2 separate regions of the Homo sapiens genome follow, and region 2 is linked to region 1. Evidence: read pairs that join two places in POLR2A ChIA-PET (ENCODE). Cell type or tissue: Panc1. All regions are shown on one strand. Links, peaks and the distances in the headings refer to the core of each region. The heading gives the core; the rest is flanking DNA.

The links. ChIA-PET counts read pairs that join two places held together with the same protein. Peaks named below come from ENCODE experiments on the same cell type or tissue, not always from the same donor. Only the 100,000 strongest peaks of a DNase experiment are listed, where the experiment ranks them.
Region 2: POLR2A ChIA-PET joins it to region 1 with 11 read pairs; 3 of 35 experiments call an interaction of 5 or more read pairs at or near these places.

Annotation. Positions count from the first base shown.
Region 1 is chr5:72,837,996-72,845,626 of GRCh38, forward strand. All of the region lies in intron 1 of TNPO1 (transportin 1), which reads left to right. Among named protein-coding and RNA genes, the nearest start is that of TNPO1, 25 kb to the left of the region's middle. In Panc1, for the core only: CTCF peaks have their summits at 5,066 and 5,280; a DNase peak (open chromatin) is centred at 5,046; H3K27ac peaks cover 1,134 bases.
Region 2 is chr5:72,476,581-72,484,211 of GRCh38, forward strand. All of the region lies in intron 1 of ZNF366 (zinc finger protein 366), which reads right to left. Among named protein-coding and RNA genes, the nearest start is that of ZNF366, 27 kb to the right of the region's middle. In Panc1, for the core only: no CTCF peak of the experiment used is centred there; no DNase peak of the experiment used is centred there; H3K27me3 peaks cover 218 bases.

The DNA of each region.
Region 1 (7,631 bases), core at 1,307-5,306:
TGAGATCTGACTAATATATGCCCCTGTTGTGTGTGAGATTTCTATGAAGAAATGTATGGTTAGGTAAAACCTAATGCTAATCAGCCTACTAACCACTTAACTTTTTTTTAACCTTTCTATTTTGCTATCTAAACTGCTCTGATCCTTTTCTCATTCAGCCCTTACCAATAAATACAGTGCTGTGTTCCTTTTTCTGCATACACTTGAAAATGTGAAATACTGAATCCATACATTATACTTAATAAAGGATAGCTTTGGACATAAATAAGACATTCCTGGATCCTTCTCACTTCAGAACTTCAGGAGCAATCGAACGGCAATAAAACAGTATACTTGCAGTTATCAAAATGAGCTATAATGGTTATCCCAGTGTGCTAATTTTTTTTTAATTATCAGCTTGGCTTATCAACTGTTTAGGTATGTCTCACTTTATTAATTTGTAAAGTGGATTCTAAAATATTGAATCATACCTTTTATTAACTTAACAATTTCAGATGTGTTTCACAGGAAAATATTTGGCTATTTGCATCATAGCCTTTTTTTACCAGCTCCTTAAATTCAGTAAGTATAGCTATAATTAGTAACTTTCCTGGTGCTCATATTTTGTCATTCAGTGCCATTATTTTACCTAGAGTACTACAGCTTGTCTCCATCTTTTATGCATGTCATCATATAAATCAGCAAATGTATAATCAGCGTAGAGCAGTGTTACTTGAAGACAAGCTACTCTTTTAATTGATGGTACTTACATATTTAATGAACTATGAATTAAAGGAATAGTTTGGAGTAGTAGAAACATTCGACCAGAAATAGACATTCATTCCAACCCAATTCTTAACATTTACTAGCTGAGCAATTTTTGGCAAGTGACTTAATATCACTGAGACAGTTTCCTTAACTCACAGGGTAGTTTTGAAAATTAAATGAGGTAAAATATGAAAGTACTTTGAAACTTTTTAAGCACTGTGTTTACTTAAAACCACTTGGCAGTGATAAGTCAATGTTCTGAAAGGAAATTTATAATCATGTTATAATACGTAAGGCTTTTAAAAAGCTTTTTTTCTTAAATCTGTGTCACAGAAATGAAAACTATTGGACTAGGGTTAACAATAGGCAGTGACAGTAGTCCATTGAACTACTTAAAAACTAACTCTCCAGTTGAATGTAGCAGTGGGACAATCCCTAGTAAAGCACATTAATAAATCCTATGATACTAAGAGAATCGGACCTAATTATTTTGATTAATTGGTTTTTAATGTGTAGGCTTATTAGAAGAGTTTACTTTTATGAATGACTTAATATTGCCATTTGAAGAAAGATCTAGTTACTCATAAGTTGATTTGATATACAAATGTAAATCATATTTTGCCAGTTAAGGATCATAATTTTCTAGTGTGTGTTGTTATTATTTACTGGAGATAAACTTCCCCCAAAACTTACTTTTCCCAAGTTCTCATTTCTGTCTTACAACTTAAGTGGAACTTCTTACCCATTTTCTGTCACTGTTAAATTACAAAGTAAATAAACATTGTACTTACTAGTCCTTACTAAGAAGTACAAATTATTATGTAACTTTAAATAGTATGTTCTTATGTTTTGGTTTTCATTAAAGACTTTTTTAGTGATTAGTAATGTTTCCCATATTAATCGGTGCAGTCTGTATTCTGTTGTCTTTTTCTGTTTTCTGTTATTTCTAATACAGCTAGAACACCGCTGCTTATTAGAGTAAGAAATAATGGAAATTGCCAGGAGCAGATATATTAATTTAATATAATGGTTCTCAACTGGCTATAAGTTCCCAGTAATTATAATGTGTAGTTAGGGTTGAGAACCACTGATTTAAGTTGCTTAAACATACATGGAGAGTGAGACCAACCGTTAAATCTGTTTTAGAACTCAACAAGGAGTTGATGTTTTGAGGGTGACAATGAGATAACTAAAAGTTAAATATCTGGGAGGTGTTACTCCTATCAGCCTTTTGTTTTCATTAAAAATGAAAAATTTGTGCTCTGAAAAGCAAGGTGCAGTTATCATATCTGAAGTGATTGACCTGAAGTAGACATTCATCAAGAGAGCCGTTGAATTATTGGTGATGCATGGAATAGAAAGGGAAAGAGTTGTATAACGCAGACCGCTCATAGTCTGCCCACTGTTAAGTTCTCTAAGGGTTAGTCACATGTTCGTGGGGTGGCAGAATGAGAATAATATGGCAGAGTAGTAGTTCAGTGCATGGGCTCTGGAGTTGGGTGCATCTGGGCTTGAGTCCTCGCTTTGTTCATTACTGTGTGATCTTGGACACATTGCTTAAGTTCTCTTAAGCCTGTTCCTCTTCTGTAAAATGGAGATAATTATAGTACATATTCATGGAATTAAATGAGATCATGTATTTAAAGAATTTAACATAATAACTGGCACATGGAAGGACCCATTAATGATAACAGGGTTGCTGTTATTAGTAGGCATGGTTCAGACTTTGGAATCACACAGGTTTGGTTTTGAATGCCTAATCTGCCACATACTAGCTGGGCAAGCTACTTAACCTCTCTGAACCTCGGTTAATATAAAATGGAGTTAACATCTACCTCATAGTGCTGTTGTGAATATTAAATGGGCTAAAGTATAGGAAGTGTCTGGTTATAGATTGGGTCAAATTTTGAGATCAAGCTTTCCTTCTTATCACTCAATTTGATACCACACTCTTTTTTTTAATGTTGATTTGTAAACTTTAACTAGCATTTAGTAAGCATGTCTAGTCATCTTCAAAGTTCTTCCAGAAAAGACACTCTAAGCATACATTTATTCAAACTTTCCTTAGTACCTATTTTCCATTTTCTGTGTTCTGTTAATCTCTAAACTCCTAGATGACAATAACTTTGTAATGCCAGAAAGTTAAAATTTTAACGTCTTAGCCTATTTTCAAGTGGTGAACTAGATGATTTACCCATCAGTCTCAATCGAGGATGATTTAAACCCCATGTGCCTAGCACTGTGTAACATGAGTTATGGTCCCTGTCCTTCTAATCTAGTTGAGCTCATTTCCGTAACTAATATGAGCTCAACAGTTAGTTTTGCATTTTTTTCTCTTCCTTCTTGATCCATAACCTCTGGTTTTAGACTCTCTCTCTTTTTTTTTTTTTTTTTGGAGACCGAATTTCCCTCTTGTTGCCCAGGCTGGAGTGCAATGGCACAATCTTGGCTCACTGCAAGCTCCACCTCCTTGGTTCAAGAGATTCTCCTGCCTCAGCCTCCCTAGTAGGGATTACAGGCGCCCGCTACCACACCCAGCTAATGTTTTGTATTTTTAGTAGAGATGGGGTTTCACCATGTTGGCCAGGCTGGTCTCGAACTCCTGACCTCAGGCGATCCACCCGCCTCAGCCTCCCAAAGTGCTGGAATACAGGCGTGAGCCACCGCGCCCGGCTCATTATAGACTTTTTTTTCCACCTCCCAGGTTCAAGCAATTCTCATGCCTCAGCCTCCTAAGTAGCTGAGATTACAGGGGCATGCCACCACGCCTGGCTAATTTTTGTATTTTTTTAGTAGAGACGGGGTTTCACCAGGTCTCGAACTCATGACCTTGTGATCCGCCCGCCTCGGCTTCCCAAAGTGCTGGGATTACAGGAATGAGCCACCGCGCCCAGCCTATAGACTTTCTTAAAGGACTTTCTAGTTCCACTGATAGCTATAATTTAACAAGTTTGTCAACGTTTTGATTCATCATTAGGTGCCTGTAAACTTTTCCTTCTTTCCCTTCATACCTGAACTTTGGTTCAATTTCTCATGAAAGTTTTATTAAATAATTGTATTCTTTAAATAGCATGCTCTTTTTAGATCATTGGATAGCTCTGATTTTTTTTCTCCTTGCTCATCATAGCATTTTTCTGTAAAAAAAAAAAACAGTATAAGAGAGATTTTCTGTGGAAGTCTACATATCTGATTCACATTCAGCAAATGATTCAGCAAATTTCTTAAGCTGTTTTGATTTATCTGCTTGTCAAATAAAAATAATACTTGCTACCTACTTACAACAGAGGGGTGTTGTGAAGATTATATTTAGAATGTTTTTAACTCATTTACTCAATGCTATGAGAATACCTCATTTTTATTATATTGTCATACTATATACATACTACTGGTTTTTTAGATCTATTATGACTTTTATGATGGTGAAGTGTGATTTTACTTTTCTCTTTTACCTCACCACAAAGGTATCAAAATATATGTTCTTTCGTATGCACATGGTTGTATTTATGAGTAGTTTCCCAGTTTATGGAGATTGATGTTTCTTTTGGAAAGGCAGTATATCAGGGGCTTCCAGACTGGACACTGGAGCCAGATTAGTTGGGTTTGAATCATGGCTTTGGCATTTACTAGCTGACCAACCTTAGGCAAGTAACTTCTCTGTGCCTCAATGTACTTATTTGTAAAATGTAATTAATAGAGCAGCATCATAGAGTTGTGAAGTGCTTAGAACACTGCTTGGCACTCAAAAATATTAGCTATCACTATTACTAACAAAATAGTGCATGTGTTTAAGTCTTCAATATTTAAGTACCAGAGTTTTTGGTAGCATCTTGGCTCTCTGTGAAACAGGACTGCCCTTCCCCTAACAAACTGGAATTCCATTTTATATGCAGATTGGACAGTTAGGTCTTCCTATGGCTCCTCCTGCCCTCATTGCAAACTGATGGGTTTTAAAAATCATTTTTATTGAAATATGACACATTCTAAAAATTAACCTAATATTAAAGCTATAGAACAAAAGATGAACCTCTCCTTCCCCATGTCTAGGAGGATTAATTCTTTTCCAGACTTTGATCATGTTTTTTATCAATTTAAACCCCTTTCACAAGCTTTGTATTATCCTTAAGATAGTCCAAGCTTCTTAACATCATCTATGAGGTCCTCCTAGCCTCACTTTTGCTTTTTGATAATTCCTGTTAGATTTCTGATAAAGAGTCACTTCCTCAAGGAAGTCCTTTCTTGACCTCCTAACTGGGTTAGCATAATGTTTTCACAGCCCTTAGTCATTTACCATAGTCATTCTCCACTGAGGCAGTGCTGCTCTCTGGAGGTGTCCTAGTGACTGGGAGGTGCTCTTGTCATTTACTGGGCAGGGCTGAGAGTGCTAGATGTTCACCATGAAGAATTGTCCTAGCTTTGTATGACTTGTAAATGTCTTGTTAGATAGTCACAAAGGTGTAAGAAATCTGTTTATAGATATCAGAGCCAAGAGCCTAACTCAATTTTACATATACATGTGGAACTTTTTGCAGAGTTTTAATATATGTTGAATTTTCTAGGAATAAAAACTATGGCCAGGCAGGGTGGCTCACGCCTGTAATCCCAGCACTTTAGGAGGCTGAGGCGGGCAGATCACTTGAGGTCAGGAGTTCCAGACCAGCCTGGACAACATGGTGAAACCCTGTCTCTGCTAAAAATTCAAAAATTAACCGAGCGTGCTAGCACACACCTGTAATCCCAGCTACTCGGGAGGCTGAGGCAGGAGAATTGTTTGAACCTGAGAGGCGGACGTTGCAGTGAGCCGAGATCGCACCACTGCACTCCAGCCTGGGTGACAGAGCAAGATTCCGTCTCAAAAAAAAAAAAAACAAACCCAAAAAACAAAAAACTACTATGTTATTGAAGGACAATTGTACCTTGTTTTGTTTGGATCTCTACCAAGAGTTGTTTACCATTTTGGGAAATGACGTCACTAATAGCAACATTTCTCACATTCATAGTGATTCAGCATATAGATAGAAACATCTAACTTTGAATTTAGTTGAAATTAGATGGAAAAAATTTTAATTGAACCAGATGGGGGGAAAATGCATCTCTGTCTCCTGGTGGAATGTATTTGCTTTTCTCTCTTTTCCTATTGTACTTTACCATATACTTTATTCATTGACAGGTCATCTGCCTCTCTCACCAAATGAGAACTTAGTGAGGATAAAAACAAACTATATTTTACTTATCTTTGAATCTCCAAAATTCACTGAGCACATGGTAGTTCTACTTAATAGTTACTCAGTTGAATTAATAGCAACAACAATAGCGTTTATTCAACAAGTATTTGTTGAATCGGACTCTGCCAGGCAAAGAGAGTGAAAAGACACTGTCCCTGCTCTCAAGGAACTTGTGATCTATTGCCAGGACAGACCTAGAAATAATTATAATACAATATGACAGTTTCTAGAATGGAAATAGCTATAAACCATAGATCTGTAATGAAAAATACACTTAAGTCTTGTGAGGAGATCTTGGAATAATGACACAGAAGAGAAATAGTATCCAGTATCAATCATAGTGCCAAGAAAGACTCTCAATAAATATTTGGAAAATCAGTGAATGAGGGTAGCTCTAAAGAGTGAGAAGGAGTTTGCCAATTGGTCAGGTTTAAGGAGGGCATTCCCAGCAGGAAATCCCTATGCAAAGGCTCAGAGGTAGGAGAGGTGCAGGAAAAGATGATGGAGCATAAAGTTGGAAGTTGAGTCATAGATAAAATTGTCTTTGAAGGTGATGAACCAGATGATGAAGAGACTTCTTCCATGAAAAGAAGTTAGATTTTATCTTGCAGATGCTAGAAAGCCATTCATTTAACTATAAAACTACTATTTTTCAAATTACACATATTGTGTGCCAGGGACCTATGATCTGCATACAGAGTTAGTATATTCCCATTTTAGGGTTGGGAAACTAAGACTTAGATTAATTAACTTGCCCAGGTTTTCACTGCTACTAAGTGGAAGAACTAGAATTCAAACGTGGTCAGTTGAGTCCATATCTCCAGTCTGCTTTTTAAACTATATTTTACAGACTATCCAACAAGGAAGAAGCTATATATTTTTACTTTCTCTTCAGCCAGTCTGGCTTCTTTACTTCACATGATTCTCAACTGTAGCAAATTCAAAATTTTTATGTAAATTTAAGTTAAAAACTTACTCATGAGTAAGCTCTAGTCTTCTGAAAGTCCAAAATGGTATCACAGTAACTCACCACTTGCAGGCTACTTTTTATTCTGGGGCTGTCTTCTATCTTGTTTTTCAAATAACTGTATTTTGGCTTGTTGAAATGCCTTTTTTTTTTTTTGGTCACCATTGAATGTCATGGGCCAATCAGGCATAAGTTGTAAAGTTAATATTAGTGTAGTATGGAGTATCATCTAAGGGAGCGAAATTTGAAGTACTACTTCCTTTTTTTGAGACATTTAGAAAGCTGAGCCTTCAACATGCAAAAAGAATACTCCAGGTAATATTTAAATTTTATAAGAAAATCCAATATTGATCTTGATATTCTATTTAATTAATATAAATGTAGTTTACTATTTAAATAAATGATTTCTACCTCATATAATAATCCTGATGTGCTTGGTTAGCTTGAAGTACTTCAGATGTTATCTAATTAACCCTGCAATGTCTGGCTACCCCAGGGTATAAGATTCTTCCTTATTTTAATGGCTTTTAAAATATGGTAAGTTTTGGAGATGGATGCCACTGAACTGTATACTTAAAATGATAAATGTTATGTATGTAGATTTTATCACACTTTTTAAAAAGATGTGATAGAAAAGTTCAAAGTGGCTTAAGATCTCTTATCAAGCAGTTATCTGAATCAAATATTCTTGAGAG
Region 2 (7,631 bases), core at 2,285-6,284, 360 kb before region 1:
TGGAGAAAATTTTTCTGTATGTCAAGATTGAGTTGATGAGGCACAGCCATGGCAATGGCCATCTGGGGTCCAGGTAATCACAAAGGAAAAGTCCTGAACAGGTTATGCTCTCCCCTGGCAGCAGTGGGGAGTGCTCACAGGTGCACCATTTGTATGCATGTGAGCCCTGAGCGGAAGACTTCTCTCCATCCCACATCAAGACCCTGCCCAGCCACTTGGTGAGAAGCTGGGTTGGAGATACGGCTACCACCATAGGGATGGCTCTTCTAACCCACAAAGCTTAACAATGAGGAAGAGGGCAGGATGCTTTCTCTCTGCATGACTATGATACTTCTGAAAGGTCGGGCTGTGGGATTTTTTTTTTTCACTTCTGTCTTGGAAATCACCTCCATATGCTGGTTGGACTTCAGGATACAATTTCTTTACATTGAGAAAGCATTTCCCACCATATAGAGGAGACAAAGTGGAACTGCTGGTTTTTCAACTCCCTTAATGGCTTTCAATGCCATTTGTCAAAAGGTTGGTTTTCTTTACAATATTAAAAAAATTTCTAACAACAAACAACTAAATGCAAAATCTTCCCTTGTACTTTGATTGATGGTTCACACCTTTTGGAATATCTAGCTCATATTTTTAGAAATAAGCAGCTGGTACTCTTGACATTTAATTTTAACAAAATGCCTCATTCAATTCCTTCTTTCCCAGAGAGGGTACACAGAATATTGGAAAATATCCAGTGGCACTGATCCAAGCGTCTACATTAAGTGTGGAGGAATGGGAGGATATGCTTTTAATGTCCTGGAAGTTGAGCTAATGGCATTGAAATGGCTGATCTTAAGAAAACATGATTGTGACAAGGAAGGATGACTATTCTAGCTGCTATTGATATCTGCAGGAGAGACCTTTAAAACTGAGGGTGACCAAATAGGTTTCTGTTCCTGGGTTAGTGTTTTACCCAAAGAGCTTTGCTGCAAATCAACAATTCTGGTAACAATAATGATAGCTATTATTAACTGAGGACTCACCACATGCAAGTCTTTTATATGGAGTCTATGGTTTAATCAGTACAATTATCCCTATTTTATAGGTAAGGAATTTGAGGCACAACGAATATAAATGACTTATCTACGGTCACATAACCTGGAAGTAAGGGATCAGACCGTAAATATTTTCAGCTTTCTGAGGCACACAGTCTCTGTTGCAACTACTCAATCCTGTCAGTGGCAATGAAAGCAGCCAGAGTCACCACATAAACAAACGGAAGTGGCTGTGTTTTAATAAAACTTTATTTACAAAAAAAAAAAGTGGTGGGCTGGATTTGACCTGAGGTCTATAGTTTGCCAATTTCTGCTCTTAGTCATGACATAAGAACTATTGCAAACAGTTGTTGAGCCCACTTATATAATGGCCTTCTGGATAAATATTTGAGGGTTTGTTTTTTTTTAATGAATCCTATTTCTGAATTCCAGCAACACTCTCAAAGTTTTGGTGGGAAAAGACATTTCAGTGAGTAGGATTGTAAGACTACATAAGCAACCTTCAGGGGAAAGCCTCCAAGGGCGTCATGGCTCCCAGGAGTTTGTGAGCTGGGCAGTGAAAGAGGAGTTAGATTTATGCAATGTCTGCTCTGTGCCAGGCCTTGTGTGGGGGCCCTTCACAGTCACCCATTTCTTCAGTGTCTTGATATACCACCCCTTCTATGCAGGTTTCAAGCTGGCACACAAAAACACACACAACCACAAAGATAGAATAATGGAAGGAAATGGAGCATTGTATCATTTAATCCCTGCATCAATCCTGCAACACAGTGCCATTATTCCATTTTATGGATGAGAAATCAAAGCATAGAAAGGAACTGGCTTGCCTGAGGTGAGGGAGTGAGTAAGTGGCTGAGCTGGCATTCCACCCCAAATGTGCCCAATTTCTTTGCCTGTACATCTTTCATTAGTCCACACTGCTCCTTTAGAGTGAACTGCACAGCTCACCTTGCTTAACTCAGTCACTGAGTTTGGAAAGTCAGTTAAATTTGAGAGTCTATTTATTTTTACCCCTAGAAAAGAAAAGGAAACCCTGGTAATCCTACTCATTTTACATGTTGCTGTAATAATCAAGCAAGATAGAGTAGGTGAAAGATTTTTGCAAAGGGTGGAAATATTCTGCAAATGTAAAGTGGTGGCACCTGCCAGGGAACTGGCCATTGAAAGGGTTTGCTCACCCCAAGGGGACTTTGTCTACTGAATCATTCAGACGGCTCAAGTCTGGGAAGACATTGGCCTCTAAAAATCCCCTGAAATCAGTCCAAAGCCCAGGAACTTGGAAAAGGTTACAGAATAGTCATTCAATTTCTACTCACATAAATGACTCTTATAAACACTTGTTTCATCACCATCCCTGCCTCCCTCCCTGTTTTCCTCCAAGAGATTTTCCTCCTACTTCTGTTCTAGTTTCAAATGGGCTCTTCCTCCTGAGGATGAGTGTAAATCCAGCCCTTTATCCCAGACCTAGCTCTTGCCCATTTGTTTCAACAATATCTTTGTAACAGGAAACATTGTACCAGGTTCATTCCAGGTCCAAAGCTCCAACTCATAGGTAGAGATGGCTTTAGTGAGTCTGCCTTGCCCCTATGATTTTTTAAACCTCTGGCTAAAAGTCAGAAACTAGGAAGGTTGAATAGCCTGATTGTACAAGAAAACAAATCCTGGCTTGGCGTTGTGGCTTACACCTGTAATCCCAGCACTTTGGGAGTCTGAGGCAGGAGGATGGCTTGAGCCTAGGAGTTTGAGACCAGCCTGGGCAACATAGGGAGACACTGTCTCTATTTATTAAAAAAATTAAAAAATTAAAAATTAAAAAAAGAAAAATAAAAAAATCCTGTATGTCAAAAATCATGTAACATTTAAAAGGAAATGACAAACCAAAAAAATTTTTTTCAACATATGACAAATAATTAATGTTATTGAACATCTAAAAGCTTCTATAAATCAATCACAAAAGTGACAACTTAAAGTAGAAAATTGGTCAACAGCCACCAAAATGCAATGTAGAAGAACAATACTAATGATGAATTTTTTAAAACTTTTTTGGGGCTAGTTTCAAGTAACACCAGATTCCTAGTTATCATAGAATCACCAGTAATAGAGATGTTTAGACAAAATACACAGGATCATATCTGGCTTATTTAAGTTGCATGAGTGTGTGTGCACAAGCATGTGTAATCTCTATATAAACACACACCTGCCTGAGACAGCTTAGATGACTGGAAGGTATAAGACTGGAGACAGGGATTGGACTGAATTTCAGGTTTAAAATTTGTAAAAACAACACATACTAATATAACCAAGACTTCAGCCTGAGAACTTGAACAAAGGGTGAAAAAACAGATATATTTAAGGAGGAGATGCAAGCAGGCTCACAAAGTCTTGTTTTGCAGCAATGGCTGGAATGTGGCATACACGGTCCAAGGCTCATCTAAGGCAGAATCATACATGAGAAAAATCCATTCATGAAACTAAATCATCCTAAAGCAAATGACACTTCATGAATAGAGACTAAAACCAAAGTGTGAAGGACATTTTCCAAATCAGTGTGAAAGTATGCAGAAATAGCTGGATCTAAATTGAATAAGAATTGTGTGACAAATTGATGAGGTACTGAGGGAAAGCCAATTAAGACACTGAGGGGCCTATTCTGAGAGACTGGATGCCACAGACTGAATCTAGAAGAAGATTCTGCATAAAGAATATTTTCTTGGAAGGTTTGGCAAAAGAAAGAGTTCTTTTAAGTGCTTTCCCGTAACTTATTTTCTGTTCCTTGGAACTTTTCGACTTTTAGTGGTTTGGAATGACTTGGTTCTGGTGGATTTCAATCAATATCCCTCCCTTCCTGTACTCCATGCTTCCCCACAATCCCCCTGTCTTGGTGGAGTAACAGGTTGATTCTGATTTATCACTAACCTTCTCTAACTTCCTTATAAAAGGAGTACATTAGATAACAATTAATGGGCATTTGGGAAATGAACCTTTCAAGTTTTCATCTTCATTTATACTGATTGAAGAACTGGTGAGGCGAACCTAAGACAGAACTAATTTGAATGCATAAAAAAATAATGGAGTGAATAAATAAAACATCTTTCTACTGAAGGTCTCACCTGGAAAGAGATAATTCATTTGAGTCTTTTTAATAACAACAAAATACAAGCAAATTCAATCTAGAGTTTGCAAAATTGCCTATAGTTTCTAAAACCTTTGGGTTCTCAGAGTAAATAGCTATTCTGTAGAAATTCATGGAAAATTCCACGTGAGTGAAGACTGCTTTGTAGGGAGGATTAAGCAAGCCACGCTTTAAGAGCCCCTGTATATCGTATTGCCTAAGAAGTGAGCCCTGGGCCAATTCACAGCTTGTGAACTTCATGTGGAGAAAGAGTGCGGGAAATATTGAAGGACGGAAGGAACACCATGTGTGGACACCCTAAAACGGACAGGTGACTCAGCTCTCTGGGTGTTAGAGGGCTATTGGCAAATAACAGCCGTAATAAAAAGCCCGTGCAGCCTCATGGTTAGCAAAGAACAGAAGAAAGTCCTGAAAGCAGTAGAGATAAGCTGGCTACTGATCAGATATATTAAAAGACAAAATGTGTTGGTACCCGAATTAGATTAAGGTGAACAATTCTATATAATTTATTTTTAATGACCTTTAAATAGTATAATTTATTACCATTGTAAATAGAAGGCTGAAATATCTAAGAAAGAAAATTAAAATAATCAATAATACTACCACCAAGAGTTACTGTGTTAATATTTTGGTCCGTTTCTTTCAAGTCTTTTACTATGCATGAATATATTTTCTTTTACAGCACTACTTATTATATATCTCTATGCACTAGACAAATAGCACTGCGGTAGACAACTTTGTTCATAAATCCTTGTTACATCTCTATCATTTCCTTAGATTAGATTCTCTAGAAATAGAATTACAAAGTGAAAGTATATTAATTTTCAGGTCTTAATACATATTGCTAAATTGTTTTCCCAAAAGATCAACCTAATTTATACTTATATTACTCATTTCTATAAATGTATCTTTTTGTCTTCTGTGACTCCTTTTGTTTTCCACCTGACATTAAGTAAGCTCCTACATTTGACCCAACATTATAATAAGAATAAGAAACAATTCTAGGTTTATTGAGATAATTATTTCATGACGTTGTGCTAACTTACACTGAGATAACTCCCAATTCTTTCAAAATTTTCATACCCATTAGTATGTTTAGTTCCCCCCAAACCCCTGAGGTGAAGAGAATTAATTATAGAATGTTTAGTGCATGGGAAAGGGTTTCTGATATCCTCTAGTTCAGGTTTCATTCATCCGATAGAGGCATGGGCAAGATATGAGAGTTTTAAAGTTCTAGAGTCCAAGTGTCAGGAATCTCGGTTCATATATTCCTTCTTACTGGATGACTTTGACTCTATCCTGGTCCGTGTAAAGCTTTGTATCATTCTTAATTTCCTCCTCCTCTGCACTGTTTCATCAGTCCATTGGGAAGTACACCATTAGGTTTCTTGCTCTTCCAGGAGTATGAAAATAACTAGAAATCTGGACTCGGACTCATAAGTAGAGACAAAACAGTCTTGAAATGAATGTTTTACCTATGATGTGGGTGAAAACCTAGAAAAGATCCCCCAACATCATGTAATGAGCCAATGAAGTTGAGAGAGTCAGATCTGTGCTTAGGATAAACTTGATAAACCAAAGTAGTCAAGGGGAAGTTTAGTAAGAAGAAGTGTAGGGTCCCAGGCTCAACGTATTTCAGTATCAGACTATTCTGACAATAAGGACTACCAAATGCTGACATTTGCTGGGACTCCTCTGGATAATTCTCACCTGCTTCTCTGATTTAGGTAGCATAAGTGAGTTCTTTCAACAGACAGGGGACACCTTCCAGGGAAACCATCTATGAGCCCTAAAGATTGAATATTCTATGTTGCAGATTATCATCATGTTAATGTATTATGGGATTACAATACATTGCTTAGAGCTTAAAACAGCACTGTGCAGGTGTTTGAGCATCAACCTGTGGTCCACCACAGGCTCCGGAGAGCTGTTGCCTTGTCTTCCTATGGCAGTCAAATTTATTTTATTTAGAAACATCACAGTTGCATTTCTATTTTGTGTGTGTGTGTGTGTGTGTGTGTGTGTGTGTGTGTGATTTTAAATTCTGAGAAACCTTCTCTTAAAATGCCTGACATTTAAGAAAATCTGGCACTGTATTGCCACCACTGAAGCCAAGTATCACATGTGTAGAAAGTAGCACAGTTTGGCATGCTGAGTGTGCCAAATTTCCCTTAAAATTAACATTTGCACCGTATGTTAGTACCCTAAACTCAATACTTTTTTGGCTGATGAAAATGCAAAAGGAAAACATTTCCAGACTGAGTCCTGTTCTCTTTCTCTGTAGATGCTGTTTTAAAGAAATTAGCAGTAGTCTTCCTTTGGAAGTAAAAATGAGTGCCTGCTGTAATTCATGGTGAGAAGTCAGGCATCCAGTGGTGTCAAAGCTAGAAGATCCATGCTGGTCAGGCAAAGGTACCTGAAGGTGTCAATCCTGCAAGATTGTCCTGTGCTCTCCATTTACCATTCAGCCCCTCACAATGTCTTGGGTAGTAACTCAGAGGTGAGGTCCAGCTTCTTCATCCTCTATCATGATGTTTGAGAGGGTAAAGTGAACAGGTGGAGACAAGAAAGCTCACACTGAACTTAGAGCATTATGCCAGACATTTAGATAATGCCCAGGCAACCCAGGGTAACAAGAGACCTATACCCACCACTGTGGTGGGTCCCAGATGCTGGCTTCCTGGCCTTTGAGGTCACATTCCCTCTGAGATCCTTCCTCAGATAGCCCCTACCTGTCTCTGTGGCATGTAGCTTCCACAATATGAGAAGAAGTAACATTCTTTGTGCCTGTGAGCCAAGCATCTGCACCTTTCTAGATTTTCAGTGTATTTTGTACAAACCAGTGATATATCGCCATGCTCCCTGGACACCTGTGTGGCTCTGGCAGAGTTTGGGGGCTCTCCTTGAATCACAGGGGAGACAGCCTTTCACTTCTAGATATTGATCCTAAACTGTACCAAGGGGAAGGATGAGAGAACAAAGTTGTGTTACTACTAAAACTGCCAGAGATATTTAAACTGTGATGGGAATGATGGGCCTGGGGCTTCATCCCACTGGAGTATTAAGTAAGAATCATGTGCTCCTGGCCCTCAAGCAGGTTTTTTCATCTGTACCATGAGGGATACACAGTATTTAAGGGGAAAGTTTAAAATCTAAGAAAGTCTGAAGATCTACTTAAAAAAAAAACTTTTTATTAAGGAAAAGTTCAAACTATGAAAGTAGACAGAATAATATCTGTCCTTATACTTAGTTTCAATTCATGACCAATCTCATTTCATCTATACCTCACTCACTTTCCCCACCTTCCGACTGGGATGCTTTTGAAACAGATCCATGACATCATATTATTTCATCTATAAATATTTCAGAATGTATCTCTTAAACATGGGTAATTTTTCTTAAAACTTAGCCACAATAGTATATTATACCTAAAACTCAATAATTTCATTAATCGCCGGGCG